Regions from separate parts of the Homo sapiens genome. Here region 1 is linked to region 2. A link is a loop called in an ENCODE intact Hi-C map of the cell type or tissue named here. Cell type or tissue: gastrocnemius medialis. All regions are shown on one strand. Each heading gives the region's core, and the rest is flanking DNA. Links, peaks and the distances in the headings are about the cores only. Region 1 has its middle 7.9 kb from the start of FGD2. Region 2 has its middle 7.0 kb from the start of MIR3925.

Evidence for each region. Peaks named below come from ENCODE experiments on the same cell type or tissue, not always from the same donor. Only the 100,000 strongest peaks of a DNase experiment are listed, where the experiment ranks them.
Region 1: it touches region 2 in a loop (17-fold over the local background); 5 of 110 quality-filtered maps call a loop at or near these places.

Annotation. Positions count from the first base shown.
Region 1 is chr6:36,993,388-37,002,063 of GRCh38, reverse strand. No RefSeq gene overlaps it. Among named protein-coding and RNA genes, the nearest start is that of FGD2, 7.9 kb to the left of the region's middle. RefSeq lists enhancers at 3,194-3,817, 3,818-4,441. In gastrocnemius medialis, for the core only: no CTCF peak of the experiment used is centred there; DNase peaks (open chromatin) are centred at 2,743, 3,363 and 3,903; H3K27ac peaks cover 2,182 bases.
Region 2 is chr6:36,611,124-36,619,799 of GRCh38, reverse strand. No RefSeq gene overlaps it. Among named protein-coding and RNA genes, the nearest start is that of MIR3925, 7.0 kb to the left of the region's middle. RefSeq lists an enhancer at 4,686-4,735 and a silencer at 6,442-6,642. In gastrocnemius medialis, for the core only: no CTCF peak of the experiment used is centred there; a DNase peak (open chromatin) is centred at 2,459; H3K27ac peaks cover 2,001 bases.

The DNA.
Region 1 (8,676 bases), core at 2,160-4,659, 380 kb before region 2:
GTTGCAGATCATACATGTTGATGTGGGTCTGTTGCTTCTCCACTGATCTTCCTTTTCAGCTTGTCCAGCTCCTGGGCCAGGTGCATGCTTAGCTCCAGGACAAAGATAACCTGTGTCATCAAAGTTGATGGCTTGGAGGTGGCCACCTGTCCGTCCTCCAGAGTCCCAGCTCTTCCTGACTAGTTCAGTTCCTCTTTGCTCCCCCTACCTCCCTGCCGGCTTCTCCTCCCCACTGCCTGCCCTGCTTACTTTAGACTCAGAAGCATTAACTCTTTAAGAAGCTCCCACACTGTATAAGGTCAAATTCTGTATTCTGTATTGGATCCCTGCAGTTCTGGCTTGGGCATCCCTCCCTCACACTCTCTCCCTCCCACCTTCCCCCATCTGAGCTGCAGGGAACTGAGCTCTTCCATCTTCTGTATTGTGTCACTCCCGGTCCTTCTGCTTCTCTGTAGCACCTTGGACCAGTAACAGAACTTCACTTTCCTCTTCTGCCACATGGGGATAATTATACTGCCAACCTCCTGTGGTTGTTATGAAGATTAAATGGGATAATAATATATAGAAGAGGTTAGAGTAAGGCCTGGTACTGAGTAGGTACTCGGTGACTGTTGGCTACCAGCATTCTTACTTTTGAGAGAAGCCTTTGCTATAGCTCCGCTCTGCCTTGACCAATCAGTTCCCTTTGCCTAGAGCAGTGGTCCCCAACCTTTTTGGCACGAGGGACTGGTTTCTGGGGTTGCGGGGGGTGGGGAGATGATTTTGGGATGAAACTGTTCCACTCAGATCATCAGGAATTAGATTCTCATAAAGAGTGAGCAAACTAGATCCCTCACATGCACAGTTCACAATAGGATTCGCACTCTTATGAGAATCTAATGCCACTGCTGATGGGACATGAGGCAGAACTCAGGTGGTAATGCTCACCCGCCACTCACCTCCTGCAGTACGGCCCAGTTCCTAATAGGCTACGGGATCCCTGGCCTAGAGTGTCTTCAGTCTGTCTACAGCCGGTTCACTTCCTCCAGGAAGCCTTCCTTTATACCTACTGCTGGAAATTCATTTTCCTCCTCAGAGACCTGGTGTTCCTCTCTGTTTAATTTTGTCTTTTCCGCCCTATTCATTAAGTCACGCATTCAGTAGATAAGTGTTTCTTGAGCACCTACTATGTGTCAATACCATAGTAGAGGTTGTAGATAAAACACAGTCCCCAGCCCTTTAGCTCAAACTCTAATAAGGAAGATGGGCCTGTTAACCACTAAAATAGGATGTGATGAAAGCTTTGAACAAGGGAGTTATGAACATCCAAAGAAGGGTCATCAGAAGGCTTTGTGGCAGAGGTGACTTGAAGTATGAAAGATGAAGGATGGGCTGGGTGCGGTGGCTCAAACCTGTAATCCCAGCACTTTGGGAGGCTGAGGCGGGCGGATCACAAGGTTAGGAGTTTGAGACCAGCCTGGCCAATATGGTAAAACCCCGTCTCCATTAAATTAAAAAAAAAAAAAAGCAAGGTGTGGTGGCAGGTGCCTGTAGTCCCACATACTCAGGACGCTGAGGCAGGAGAATTGCTTGAACCTGTGAGGCGGAGGTTGCAGTGAGCCGAGATTGCACCACTGCACTCCAGCCTGGGTGACAGAGTCTCAAAAAAAAAAAAAAAGATGAAGGATGAAGGATGAGTTAACTCTGTGTGGACAAGACAGGAAGGGGCATTCAAAGCAGAAGGAACAGCATGTGCAAAGGGATATGGGCTTGAGAGACCATGGCTACCATGGCTAGACTGGGAAGAACACAGGGCCTCGCACACGTGGGTGTCCAGGGCCTGGGAAATGGTGGAACCCGCAGCTGAAGGGGTCCTGGAAGCCTGGCCTGCTAGGCTTTGTCTGCCAAACTGAGGTGCTTAGAAGGTTAGGGGAGTGAGTATAGCGTTTTCAGCAGAGTAACCCCTGATCCAGTCTACAGATCTCCCTCTGAGCAGGGGCAATGTCTCCATTTCAGGGCTCTTGGGGTCTTTGGCATGAATAAACCTCTTGTTTTTTTTCTCCTCTTCTCTGCTTTCAAGCCCAAGGGAAGATGGAAGAGCTCAGTTCCCTACAGCTCAGATGGGGGAAGGTGGGAGGGAGGGTGAGGGAGGGATGCCCAAGCAGAACTGCAGGGCCAGGTGGGGACTCGGCTGGCGAGGGATCTCTACCCTGGGGTGCATGCAGAGCGGCTTTGTGTGTAGACTGGAGGCGCCCAGAGGACCTCTTGGGGCAACTTTGGGAAAGCAGAAGGGGCATTTAGAGGCTGCCAGGGAGGAAGTGTCACAACTTAGGATCAGGATGCTATGAGTGTATATGTGTGTATTTGTGGGGTGTGTATGTGACATGTGTGTATCTGGTGTGTGTGTAGGTTGGCGTGTGTGCACGTGCATGTATGTATGTGTGCATTGTGTGTATGAACGGTGTGTGTGTAGCAAATCTGCAGGGGTTCACCAGGTGTAGCCTTTCCGGGGACAGTGAGGACTCCCCAAAGGAGCATTTATCTTCAGGGTGACAAGGACTGGAGGGGACAGGCTGGCATGTTCCCAGGCTCCCCCTTGCCAGCCATCCCACCTCCAGCCTCAGTCAAGCACACAGCACCTGCCAAGGGCTTAATGGCCCGTGACAGACAGGCCTGTGAGCTGGGATGATGCGGCTCTAGAGAGGATGCAGGCAGCCAGCTGAAACCTGTGCCAGAGGCTGCCGTGACCCTTGCCACCCCTCCCGGTCTCCGCCTCACCCCCTCCTCCTGCCCACCCCCACCCCCTGCTTTTGGAAGGCCCTAGTGAGGGCGCTGTCTGGGTAGTCACATGGTGGGCAGAGGCCACACTGCCGATGGGAGGGATGGGCGCCAAGGGCCTCCGATCCCTGGCTTGGAGGGAGGAAGCTGAACAAAGCTGGGCTCCCTTGGAGACTCGTCTCATCTGTCCCCTCCTCCAAGCAGCCAGAATTGTTCCACTCTGTCCCTCTGCCGGAAATTCCACCCTTTGCCGAGGCTTTCTTCTGGAAGGGTGCTGGCCCCTTCTGTGGAAGGCCCGCCGGCCTTCCCGCTTTCACCTTTTCCAGGAACCTCCCTATATTTTGCCTGCTATATGCCCCTGACCCTCTGTGGCCTGGGTGTTCCTAAATGTTACTGTCAACCTGAGGAGTGGAATTATTCCGAGTTGGTTCAGCCCTGTGAGGAATACCGGGAGGCAAAACCCACCTCTCTCAATACAGGCTCCTTGCGGCTCACTGCCCAGGAGGATCCGCTCTGAGAGCACAGCCCAGATAGCAAAGGGGTGTCAGGCCTGACGTGGGGGGCAGATGGGTGTCAGGCCTGACGTGGGTGGCCAGAGGACGTCAGTGAAGAACATAAACAGCTCTTTCTTCTTCAGCGTGTGAACTATCTAGTTTCAAAGTTGGCATTCACAAGGATTGGGCAAGGCTTGTGCCAGGATTGGGCAAGGCTTGTGCCAGGCCCTGGCACCCACCCCACTATTCAGGAAGAACTCAAGGTCACTAGAAGCAGAGATCAGGTGGGGCCCAAGGAGGGAAACCAAGAGTGAAATCGCAGGCGGGCTGAACCCACAGTGAATGTGCAGGCTGGCAGGAGATACGCCCCCGGGACACTGGGAGACGGCAGAGGCAAGGATTGTGTTTCTAGGGGAGGAGAGGGGGCCTGGCAGAGCCAGGGCCGGGATCTGGGCAGGGAGGCACCAGAAAGGAGCCAGTAAAGCAAGGCCAGAGCCCAGGAGTGGTGCCAGGCTGTGCCTGAGAAGGCACCCAGAGTGCAAGCACTCAGCCACCATGCAGGGGCCTCACACCCAGCGACAGGCTCCTTCTCTATCCAAATAGTTGTAGGCCTTTCTCGAGGCCCTGACTGCTTGGTTCTTCACAGCGCTCACACAGAAACATGAGTGGCTTGGAGAGAATTGACAGGTTTCCAAGTGGAGAAAGGGAACACATTGTTCCTGCACAGCCAGCCCGCTGCCCTCCACACTGACGACCTTTCTCCCACGACCCATTCCCCCACCTGTGCTACCTCTCCGCTATCTTCCCACACAATAGCACGACTTATTCTCTGCCTGTGATTTCTGCATGAATGCATCTTGTTACTAGGCTCCTCTTGTACCTTCTTCCAGGGAGCTGTTATGTAACAACCACACAGGAGCCCACTAACAGCCCATTGCTCCCATCAAGGAGCTGCCGAGTTCCCGCCCCTCCTCCCACCAGGTCCCTTCCTTCTTTGCTCTCAGCAAATAGCCCCTGTGCTGGGACCTTGGGAAACAAGGAGAAATGAAACCCAAATCCCATCCGAGGCCTCAGTCCTCACAAGATCCAGAAGGGGCAGGACCTTGGCTCATTTGTCTCTGGGTCCCCAGAAGTTAGTACAGTGCCTGCCAAACAGTAGGCCCTCCACACATCCTTTCTGAGTGGGGAGCAGCACATTCCAGCATGCGGGAGGGGGTTGTGGAAGGTTCTCTTTCCTCCGCCTCTTGCCTTCCCTGAGTTTGGCTTTTGGTCTTTCCTTGGAGCAGCTCCTATCAAGCCAAGCTCCGGCCCTGTTCCCCAACCCCAACCCAGGGCCTGGGCCCTCTGACCTGACAAATGCACCTCAGTTTCCCACCAGTTGTGGCCTCAGGGCTCCAACGTGAGTGAGCCACCCTCCCTTCTGTCATGCCCCATTCCCTCCGTCTGATTCCTAGGGAACAAAAGAAAAAACAAAACAAAAGAACCCCCAGACATTCCCAGTCCTCTGCAGGGCAATTCAGGAAGAAAGCTGGCTGGATGGCCCTACTTTAGCCTCAGTTTCCCCATTCTTTTCAAGGGTCCCTTCTTCTGGTCTACATTAGGGATATGTCTTTTTTTTTGAGACAGAGTCTCGCTCTGTCGCTCAGGCTTGAGTGCAGTGGCGCAATCTCGGCTCACTGCAACCTCCGCCTCCCGGGTTCAAACAATTCTCCTGCTGTAAAGCCTCCCAAGTAGCTGGGATTACAGGCACCTGCTACCACATCTGGCTAATTTTTGTATTTTTAGTAGAGACAGGGTTTCACCACGTTGGCCAGGCTGGTCTTGAACTCCTGACCTCAGGTGATCCACCTGCCTCGGCCTCCCAAAGTGCTGGGATTATAGGACATTAGGGATAGTCTGAATCAGGATGGTCTGATTGGTGTCTTACTGGGTGTGATTGCCATGTCCACAGCCAATGGCCTGCAAAGTCCAACTCCCTGACCTCATCTAGGCCACTCTCCCCTTTCTCTTGGCTCCAGGACCATGGCTTCCTCTCTGCCCTCCACCCCACCAAACTCCCACCTCAGGGCCTTTGCTCTTGTCCTTCCTCCTATCCAGAACTGTCTTTCTACAGTCACAGTGGCTCACACCTGTAATTCCAGCACCTTGAGAGGCCAAGGCAGGAACATCACTTGAGACCAAGAGTTCGAGACCAGCCTGGGCAACATAGTGAGACATCTTGGCACAAAATTTAAAAATTAGCTGGGTGTGGTGGTCAGCACCTGTAGTCCAAGCTACTTAGCGAGGTAGGAGATCGCTTGAGCCCAGGAGTTTGAGGTTGCAGTGAGCTATGATTGTGCCATTGCACTCCAGCCTCGGTAACAGAGTGAGATTATATCTCAAAACACCCCAAAACAAGGAACTCTCTTCCATGAGATATCTGCGTGGCTCACCCTCTGGTCACCTTCAAATCTTTGCTTAAATGTCACCATCTCACTGGCCTTTCCCTTCCCCCGGAGACTCCCTGAGCTGCAGCAGCACCGCACATTCCCAGTGTCCCTTCCCTGCTTAATTTTTCTCATGTATCACTTTCCGAGATATTGATTTATTTATTATATTTGTTGTCTGTCTCCCCACTGGAATATCAGCTCCATGGGGGCAGGCACTTTTGTCTATTTTGTTCTCTGCTCTTTCCCCAGCATCTATAACAGTGCTTGGCACGTGGTAGGTGCTCGGTGAATACTGGTCAAAGGAATTGCGGGAGAATTCTTGCTTTCTCTCTCTCCTAAGCTCTCACAGGACAGAGGCTCCAGGACACCCAGCTTCACTGTGAGCCGAGGCTCATGCTGCCTCTGGTCTCTGCTTGAACCGCAGGCTCAAGTCTCCTGGACAGGATGCAGCTTCTACCTGGTACCCAGTGGGGGTTGAGGTATGGCAAGCCACACTTCCCTTCCTGCCCTGCCCCTTTATTAGAGGTAGGGATTACAACCTAGCGAGGGAAACGAACTTAAAACTGGATGCTACATGTGACTCTTCCCTTAATCTGAAGGAAAAGGCACCTTAAATTGTACCTTCCTAAAAGGGGGAGGGCCTTCCTTGGTCTCTCTTTGAAAGTGTTATCTTCTGTGGGTCTATGACTCCCCCAACCTGGGAAACATCACTCTCAGGTTGCAAGATGCCAGCCAGATGCAAGCCAGCATCCTGGTCACTTTAGCCCTTGCCTCTGAGCACGCCATTGTTTTCTGTCTGGAACAGTGCGGCCCAACCCTCCAGCATATTGGAATCATCCGGAGAATCTTACTCAAACATTTTAGTTAAGACCTCGTCCCCAGAGATGCTTAGTCAACTCTCTGGGCTGAGGAGCGGGCTTATTTAAAATTAAAAACAATAACAACAACAACAAAGAAACCAACTCCTTTGGTGATTCTAATGCTCAGCCAGGATTGGGAATCGGGGGTCCAGGCAATGCCTTGGCTGGAGGGTGGCGATCTTTTGTGTCCCAAGTCCCATGGAGCACCCAGAGTGAGCATGAGTACCCCAAGATGCCAAGTCTGATTCCTCCAACTGGGGAAATTGTGGGTGTGCATGGGTATTCTTCAGCTCACCCAAAAGTTAACTGTTCACACAGACACACCCCAAACTAGCTCTCACAGTTGACACAGTTTAAGCCAGGATTTGCAAACTCAAATGATGACTAGAATCACACAGAAAATGTACCAGTTTGCAGCAGGTGCATTGTTAAGACGTGGATACTATGGGTGGAGAATCCATGCCCTTCTCATGGGGGCAGGTTTTACCCTGTTACAACCTGTTGTTACCAAGAAGGGATGCAGATCTTGTGGTGCCTGATTTTGCCCTTTGCTCTCCCCAGGAGAAATCAGGATTCAGGAATTTTAAATGAAATAACCCATATTTTTTTTCTTAAAAATCCTGATCCTGTGAATGGGTTGCTAACTTCAACCAAACTGCCACACCTGGCAAGGCTGACCCCACAGTGGGGTATTTCATATTACCACTTTATTTCTTTATTTTTTTGAGATGGAGTCCCGCTCTGTCATCCAGGCTGGAGTGCAGTGGTGTGATCTCAGCTCACTGAAACCTCCACCTCCCAGGCTCAAGTGATTCTCCTGCCTCAGCCTCCCAAGTAGCTAGGATTACAGGCATGCACCATCACACCCAGCTAAGTCTTGTATTTTTAGTAGAGGCAGGATTTCACCATGTTGGCCAGGCTGGTCTCGAACTCCTGACCTCGAGTGATCTGCCCACCTCAGCCTCCCAAAGTGTTGGGATTACAGGCGTGAGCCACCACACCCGGCCTCATATTATCACTTTAGGGCAGTGTCAGTTTCTTTACATCATCCTTAACATTCAGACTAATAGGAAATGGCTATTTGCTCCAGAGTAAGACACTGTTTAATGTATTCTCAGCTCTGCCAAGAATCCCTGAACCTTCAAAATAAAGGGTTGTTGCAGTGATGTGCCAGAGTTGGCTCACACTGGCTTGCAAAATTCAGTTGTGCCCAGCTCTTCCCAACTTCATGCTCAGTGACATCACATCAGCAGCTTGAAATCAGCCATGGCGAGAGTATTTATACCAGATGAATTGGTAAGTGCTGTAAACCAGAACATTTTCCCCCCTAGAGAGCCCGTTGTTACATGCTTACCAGCACAGCATTGCTTATAAGGATTCAGACTCTTTGCCAAGGAGTTGTGGAGAAGCAGTGAAGAGAGTAGTCCATTTTTCTGATTACATTAGGATTTACATGAATGTGTGCAGTCCCTTCCCTTTAAAACCCCCAGATGCCCACTAAAATGTGAAAATGTATTCTTAAAATTGTTAAATTTTAATAATACATTAAAATATATTCTTCCTTAATTAAAGAATAATGTTTGCACAATAAGATGGCCAGATTTGGCTGGGCGTGGCGGCTCAAGCCTGTAATCCCAGCACTTTGGGAGGCTGAGCCAGGCAGATCACCAGGTCAGGAGATAAAGACCATCATCCTGGCCAACGTGGTGAAACCCCGTCTCTACTAAAAAAACAAAAATTAGCTGGGCATGGTGGCGCATGCCTGTAATCCCAGCTACTCCGGAGGCTGAGGCAGGAGAATCATTTGAACCAGGTAGTAAGAGGTTCCAGTGAGCCGACATCGCGCCACTGTAGTCCAGCCTGGTGACAGAGCGAGACTCTGTCCAAAAAAAGAAACAAAACAAAACAGAAAAAGGCCCAGATTTTAAGAGTACTGTCTAATGGACTTCTACTATTACACACACCATGTAACCACCACGCTGATAAAGATGAAGAACATTTCCATCCTTCCAGAAAGTTGTTCATGCTCCTCTCCAGTCAGTCCTCCACCATGGGCAAGCACTCTTCTGATTTTATCCTGATAGATTCATTTTGCCTGTTTTAGAATTTTATATAAATGGAATCACACAGCAAGTG
Region 2 (8,676 bases), core at 1,366-3,865:
AGGAAAGACCAGAAGAAAGCAAAAACAGGTAAGGAGCATCCTTTAAAGTGAGGGGAGGCCGGGCTCATGCCTATAATCCCAGCACTTTGGGAGGCCAAGGCGGGCAGATCACTTGAGGCTAGGAGTTCGAGACCAGCCTTTAGCAACATAGCCAAACCCTGTCTCTAATAAAAATACAAAAATTAGCCGAGCATGGTGGCACGCACCTGTAATCTCAGCTTATTGGGAAGCTGAGGCAGGAGAATCACTTGAACTCAGGAGGCAGAGGTTGCAGTGAGCCAAGATCGCACCACTGCACTCCAGCCTGGGTGACAGAGCAAGACCTTGTCTCAAAAAAAAAAAAAAAAATGTGAAGGGAAAGCCCACAATGATAGCACTTTCATGCTGGCAAGCCCACGGATGGTGCATACTCAGTGTCTCTGGGGGAGCAAAACTCAGGAGCCGACAGCCCTCACCTAGTCAGGTGGTTTATTCACAAACTGTCCACTCCCAGGACTTCAGGATGGGGCAAGTCACAAAGCAGGATGTTTTCAGTGGGGAATGTTTAAGTCCTTCAAGGAAAATACCGTATCATGAGCTTTTCAGGGACAGGTATCTGTGACCCACCTGTGTGCAATGCCTCTGTGGTCCTGATATTCTGGTGCTGGGCTTGGACTCAAGCTGTGGGTTTCAACCCAGCTTAACCTTATCTGCATGACCTTGGGGAAGGCACTTCCTCTTTCTGGAATTCAATTGTCTCGTTTGCAAAGTGGGACCATGATATCATCTCTACAAAACCCTCTAAACACAAATGAAGAAACTTCCCATACCAAGCACCCAGAATAAAGAAAAAGGCTAGAAAAACCAGAAGCTATTGAATCACTTTTTTCCCTTTTTTTGCTTATATGTGCTAATTTTTCTACCATGGTCATGGGTTACCTTTGAATTATTATAAAAGTGAGTAATTAAAGGGGGTGGAGCAGAGCTGATGTGAAGGAAAACGCTGAGCTTGGCAACTTTCAGGGCCTCCTCTGTGCCAGGCACAGTTGCTGATGCTTCACCTATGTGACCTCATCTCTTTGTCCCAACAAGCCTGAAAGGGAGGCATTATGGCTCCTACTTCCAGCTGGGGAGACTGAGGTTCCCGAAGGAGTCAAGCCCTCACTATCATGAGAGCCTGTGGTGATGGTGATGTACCAGGAAGGCGCATACAGATGTGTGGCAGCAGCAGCAAGGTGAGCACTGCAACTCTGAGAAAGCGGAGCCTCCCCCCTTTCTTGAGACACTGCCTCAGAGCCTCTGAGAAAAGCCTTCCCCACTGGTGATACGCCACGAACCTGCTCCTGGGGGACCTGCTCTGGATTCTTTTAAGATCAAAAAAGTTTATTATTAAATAGCAGCATCGTGTCCAGTCAGAAAAGCTTAAGTGTATGAACGTCCTTTTTTATTTTATTTTTTTTGAGACAGAGTCTCCGTCTGTCTCCCAGGCTGGAGTGCAGTGGCGTGATCTTAGTTAACTGCAAGCTCCGCCTCCCGGGTTCACGCCATTATCCTGCCTCAGCCTCCCGAGTACTGGGACTACAGGCGCCCACCACCACGCCCGGCTAATTTTTTGTATTTTTAGTAGAGGCAGGTTTTCACCATGTTAGCCAAGATGGTCTCGATCTCCTGACCTCTCGTGATCCGCCCACCTTGGCCTCCCAAAGTGCTGGGATTACAGGCATGAGCCACCACGCCCAGCCTGAATGTACTTTTAAAACATGTTTCTGCTGCTGGGCGCGGTGGTTCACGCCTGTAATCTCAGCACTTTGGGAGGCCAAGGTGGGTGGATCACTTGAAGTCAGGAGTTCGAGACCAGCCCGGGCAACATGTCAAAACCCTCTCTACTAAAAATACAAAAATTGGGCGTGGTGGCACATGCCTGTAGTCCCAGCTACTTGAGAGACTAAGGCAGGAGGATCACTTGAACCCAGGAGGCAGAGGTGAGCCGAGATTGCGCCACTGCACTCCAGCCTGGGCAACAGAGCAAGACTCTGTCTCAAAAACAAAAACACATGTTTCTGCATAAAAGCATTGTTTGTATGCCATATTCTCCTTCTATTGAGTAGCAACACAATTCATCCTCTAAACAAAAAATGCTAATTATACTTTGCTAAAACATATCTCCAAATATGGATTTAATAAAATGCTTTTCTCAAAAAAGAAAATAAAAAGGGTCCTGCCATTTATAAGTAGATTGCTTCTTTCAAAAGGCAAATGCCAATAAATGACACTTCATCCTGGAGATGTGTAGTCCACCTGTTCTGTGCCCCTGAGCCACCACCTGTTGCCAATGTGTCTGCAGCCAACAGGGCTAGTCCTAGTAACACGGTGCCCCACCCCACACCACTGCCCCACCCTGATACTGAAACTGCAGCTGATGGGGTAATGCTCTGAGCTGCCCAGAGGAATGAGGCAGACAAGTCCTGCTGTGGCCTGGAAAACCCTCAAAAGAGTCAGTGCAATTCTCAAGATCACAGGTATCTGCCTGTTGCTCAAGAGTCCCAACCTGGCCACAGTGAGGGTAGTGAGTGATAGAACAGGGGAAAGGAGACAGCCTGTGGCGCTGGCTCGGGCACAAACCACTGGTGAATCAGACCTGAATTGATTCCTGGAGCCAAGTACTGTTTGCCATCTGTCTGAGGCTTTATCTGCCAGGGAGATGGGCAAGTGGCCAGAGCCCTCTCAGGGTGAGGGGTTGAACAGCCAGGCTCCAGCACACTGCCATACCAGATGTCATGACTGGTCACTCAGAAAGGGCACCGGATGGGGTGGCAGGAGGCCGAGCCCCTGGAGATGGCCCCCCTAGGCTCCCTGAGTCTCAGCCACCCCCTCCTCCTCCCTGGGCCTCAGGCTCTTCATCTGTAGCATGAAGGTGTGGGCAGTATAAGGACTTTTCCCACTATGGCTGCAGAGGGCTCACAGGCACTTGGTTGAGTTGAAAATATATACAGGTCTAACAATTTTTAAGTTTTCTGTTTTTTCCCCCACATAAAACCTATTCAACCAAATGCCTATAAACATGTTGGGGTGATGTTCTTCTGACGTCTGTGCTTCTAGGTTGTTTATGGGATGGACCTTCCTATCCTGTCACCTCGGGGATTGCAAAATAAAGTGTTAAAAAATGTTACCATTTGCACTTCTCTATTCAACCAAAATAACAGAAGGAAATTGGATTTCTCTTGTCTTTATGAGCCAATATTATTAGAACCTATACTTTTTATAGCTATACCATTTTTAGCTGTTTTCTGTATTCTACATAAGATTTCATTCCAAAAACTTTAACTATGTTTAAAGTTTGAAAATCACCATCCCTGGCTGGGCATGGTGGCTCACGCCTGTAATCCCAACACTTTAGGAGGCCGAGACAGGCAGATCACCTGAGGTCAGGAGTTCCCGACCAGCCTGGCCAACATGGTGAAACCCTGTCTGTACTAAAAAAGCAAAAATTGGCCGGGCGCAGTGGCTCACGCTTGTAATTCCAGCACTTTGGGAGGCCAAGGCAGGCAGATCATAAGGTCAAGGAGATCGAGACCATCCTGGCTAACACGGTGAAACCCCATCTCTACTAAAAATACAAAAAATTAGCCGGGCGTGGTGGCGGATGCCTGTAGTCCCAGCTACTCAGGAGGCTGAAGCAGGAGAATGGCGTGAACCCGGGAGACAGAGCTTGCAGTGAGCTGAGATCGCGCCACTGCACTCCAACCTGGGCGACAGAGCAAGACTCCGTCTCAAAAAAAATAAATAAATAAAAAATAAAAATTAGCCAGGCGTGGTGGCAGGCGCCCATAATCCCAGTTATTCAGGAGGCTGAGGCACGAGAATTGCTTGAACCCGGGAGGCGGAGGTTGCAGTGAGCCGAGATCACATCACTCTACTTCAGCCTGGGAAATAAAGTGAGACTCAGTCTCAAAAAAAAAAAAAAAAAAAGAAAAAGAAAAAGGAAATCACCATCCCTGATAATCTCTAAGGTCCCTGTAGCTCTGACATTCTACTAGTCTACCTACCATTCTAAAGCTCTGAACAAATTCATAGGGTTTTAAACCTGTCAACATGGAACCTTTTAGTTTCCTGCCTTTGTTTTTATGCACTTGGCTCTTCATATATCCAACTTCCTATCCAAATCCCATTCTTTCAGCACTTCAGTAAAACCCCTTCCTCACAAAGCACTTAACATGGGTCTTGGATCTAAGCCTTGGTTTCAAAATAGGGTAACAGAGCCTCCCTCAAGTGGTTAGGTTTAAGTGAGTAGGTAGTATGTATATGTAAAATGTTTAGCAAAATGCTGATACATAAAGCTCAAGGATCAGTAATTACTGTTATGATTATCTTTGTTAATGTGTTATTATTGTCATGGTGGAAAAGTCAGTGCAGACTCAATTCCCTGAAGAGATGTGCAACCTCAGGCAAAAAGTCTGGCCCATTCTCGATGGTGCAGTACTGCCTCCTAGTGGGTAGCTGGGCATTTTTTTTTCTTTTTTTTTTTTTTTAGACTCCTGTCCCCCAGGCTGGAGCGCAGTGATGCAATCACGGCTCACTGCAACCTCAATTTCTCAGACTCAAGCGATCCTCTCACCTCAGCCTCCAGAGTAGCTGGGACAACAGGCACGTGCTACCACACCCGGCTAATTTTTTATTTTTAGTAGAGACAAGGTCTTGCTATGTTGCCCAGACTGACTCCTGAGCTCAAGCAATCCTCCCACCTCTGCCTCTCAGCCCAAGTGCTGAGATTACAGGCATGAGCCAGTGCGCCCAGCCAATTTTTTTTTTTTTTAATGACTGTCACACTGGCCAGGGAGGTTAACTGGCTGTAGGGTGAAGAGGACAGAGATATTAAATGTCTGGCACACAAAGAATTGCCCATGCCCACAGGACTGAATCCATTACAGGTATAAAATATAAAAAGTGCTTTAAATTTTTCGAAACCTGGCTGGGCACGGTGGCTCACGCCTGTAATCCCAGCACTTTGGGAAGCTGAGGCAGGTGAAATCACCTGAGGTCAGGAGTTCAAGATCAGCCTGGCCAACATGGTGAAACCCCGTCTCTACTAAAAATACAAAAAAAATTAGCTAGGCTTGGTGGCAGGTGCCTGTAATCTCAGCTACTCGGGAGGCTGAGGCTGGAGAATCACTGGAACCCAGGAGGCAGAGGTTGCAGCGAGCCAAGATCGCGCCATTGCACTCCAGCCCAGGTGATGGAGATTCCATCTAAAAAAAAAATAAAAATTCAAAAGCTGGGGAACTTAGCACAAGAAAACATTATGTGCACATTTCACATATAGACATACCTCAGATATATATGGGTTCAGTTCCAGACCATGTCAATAAAGCAGGTCACACAATTTGTTTCCCAGTGTATATAAAAGTTATGTTTACATTGTACTGTAAGTGTGCAAAAGCATTATGTATTTAAAAATGTACAGGGGCTGGGCATGGTGGCTCATGCCTGTAATCCCAGCACTTTGAGAGGCCGAAACAAGTGGATGGCTTGAGCCCAAGAGTTTGAGACCAGTCTGGGCAACATGGTAAGATCTCATCTCTAAAAAAATACAGGCCAGACGCAGTGGCTCACGCCTGTAATCCCAACACTTTGGAAGGCCGAGGCAGGCGGATTACCTGAGGTCAGGAGTTCGAGACCAGCCTGGCCAACATGGTGAAACCCTATTTCTACTAAAAATACAAAAATTAGCAGGGCATGGTGGTGGCTGCCTATAATCCCAGCCACTCGGGAGGCTGAGGCAGGAGAATCACTTGAATCCAGGAGGCAGAGGTTGCAGTGAGCCAAGATCGCACCACTGCACTCCAGCCTGGGTGACAGAATGAGACTCTGTCTCAAAAAAAAAAAAAAAAAAATTAGCCAGGCATAGTTGTGTGGGCCTGTAGTCCCAGCTATTCAGGAGGCTGAGGCAGGAGGATCACTTAAGCCCAGGAATGCTTACAATCATATAAGCCTTCAGCCACATAACCTTGCTGGTGGAGGGTCTTCCCTCAGTGTTGATGGCTGCTGACTGATCAGGATTGTGGTCGCTGAAGGCTGGAGTGGCTGTGGCAATTTCTTAAAATAAGACAATAATGAGGTTTGCCGCATTAACTGACTCTTGTTTTCACAAGATGTCTCTGTAGTATCTGATGCTATATGATAGCATTTTGCCCACAGTAGAACTTCTTTCAAAGTTGGAGTCAATGCTCTGAAACTCTGCCATTGCTTTTTCAACTAAGTTTATGCAATATTCCAAATCTTTTGTTGTCATTTCAACAATGTGTGCAGCACCTTCAGCAATAGATTCCATCTCAAGAAACCACTCTTTGCTCATCCATTGAAACAAGTCTTCATTCGTTCAAGTTTTATCATGAGATTACAGCAATTCCGTCACATCTCTACGCTCCGTTTTTAGTTCTCTTGCTGTTTTTTCCACCACATCTGTCATTACTTCCTCCACTGCAGTCTCAAACCCCTCAGTCATCCATGTGGGTTGGAATCAACTTCTTCCAAACTGCTAATGTTGATATTTTGACCACCTCCCATGAATCGCATGTGTCGTTAATGACATGTAAAGCAGTGAATCCTTTCCAAAAGATTTTCAATTTACTTTGCCCAGATCCATCAGAGGAATAAATATCTATAGCAGTATAGCCTTATGAAATGTATTTCTTAATAAGACGTGAAAGCTGAAATGACTCCTTGATCCACCGGCTGCAGAGTGGATGTTGTGTTTGCAGGTATGAAACTACTAATCTCCCTGTACATCTCCAGCAGAGCTCTTGGGTAACCAGGTGTATTGTAAATGAGCAGTAATATTTTGAAAGAAATCTTTTTTGAGCAGGTCTCAATAGTAGGCTTAAAATATTCAGTAAACCTGGCTGGGCACGGTGGCTGACACCTGTAATCCTAGCACTTTGGAAGGCTGAGGCAGGCGATCACTTGAGGTCAGGAGTTCAAGACCAGCCTGGCCAACACGGTGAAACCTCACCTCTACTAAAAATACAAAAAATTAGTCGGGCGTGGTGGCAAGCGCCTGTAATCCCAGCTACTTGGGAGGCTGAGGCAGGAGAATCGCTTGAACCTGGGAGGCAGAGGTTGCAGTGAGCCGAGATAGCACCACCGCACTCCAGCCTGGGCGACAGAGCAAGACTCCTGTCTGAAAAAAAAAGAAAAAAAGAAAAAAAAACAGTAAACCATCCTATAAACAGATGGGCTGTCACCCAGGCTTCGTTCCATTTATAGGGCACAGGCAGAGTAAATTCAGCACAATTAAGGGTCTTGGGAATTTCAGAACAATAAATGAGCATTGGCTTCCACCAGCTGCCTCAGTCCTCAACGAGTTAGCCTGGGCGGGGCATAGAAGCTCCACGCCTGCAATCCCAGCGGAGTTCAGGAGTTTGTAAAGATGGGGTCTCACCAGACTGGTCTCCTGGGCAACATGGTGAGACCCAATCTCTACAAAAAAATTTTTACAAATCAGCTGAGCATGGTGGCGCGTGCCTGTGGTCCCAGCTACTTGGGAAGCTGAGGCAGGAGAATCGCTTGAGCCCAGGAGGTTGAGCCGTGTTTGTGCCACTACACTCCAGCCTGGGCCACAGAGCAAGAGCCTGTACCAAAAGCAAAACAAAAAATCAAGAGTAAGACTGTCCTTTGAAGCTTTGAAACCAGGCGTTGGCTTCCCCTCTCTAGCTATGAAAGTCCCAGATGGCATCTTGTTCCAATGGAAGGCTTTTTTCTACAATGAAAATGTTTAGTGTAGTCACCTTCATCCATTATCTTAGGTAGATCTTCTGGATAACTTGCAGCTTCTACATCAGCACTTGCTGCTTCACCTTGCACTTTTTGTTTTTTTGTTGTTGCTGTTGGTCTTTGTTTTTGTTTTTGTTTTTGAGACAGAGTCCTGCTCTGTCACCCAGACTGGAGTGTAATGGTGTGATCTTGGTTCACTGCAACCTGTGCCTCCTGGCTTCAAGCAATTCTCTCCTGCCTTGGCCTCCCAAGTAGCTGGGATTACAGGTGTCCACCATCATGTCCGGCTAATTTTTGTATTTTTAGTAGAGACGGTGTTTTGCCATGTTGGCTAGGCTGATCTCAAACTACTGACCTCAGATGATCCGCCCACCTCGGCCTCCCAAAGTGCTAGGATTACAGGCCTGAGCCACCATGCCCAACCTGACTTACATCTTATAGCACACTCATATCTGATATTTACATACAGAACGTTTATTTTATAAACTGCTTTTCTTGTATTTTTATATTATTGTTAAGGCTTTGCATTTCTATAATCCATATAGAAAATGGATCTCACTTCAGAAGAGTCAAGGGTCATTACCAATTTTTTTTTTTTTTTTTAACAAAAAAGGGGCCCATGTCTGATAAGTCAAGACCACTTGTCCTCTCTGAGCTTCTTGAGTAATGGGAGATAATTCCAACGTCACAAGGTTGATGAAAAAAAGCACCATTCATGTGCCTGGCATCTATTTATTCCACTTCAGTTTTCTTCCTATCTGGTTGTCTACTTTTGCTCTCCTACACCTTGCTCAGGGGATATCCCCAGTACTGGCAATATGAGTGTGTTTAATAAAGGAGCAAAGGAAAGCATTTTCTGGTGACAAGTCTCATCTGGCTGTTCGGTGACACCAAGGCACATGCCCAGGAAACTGGTAGTTTCCAGTC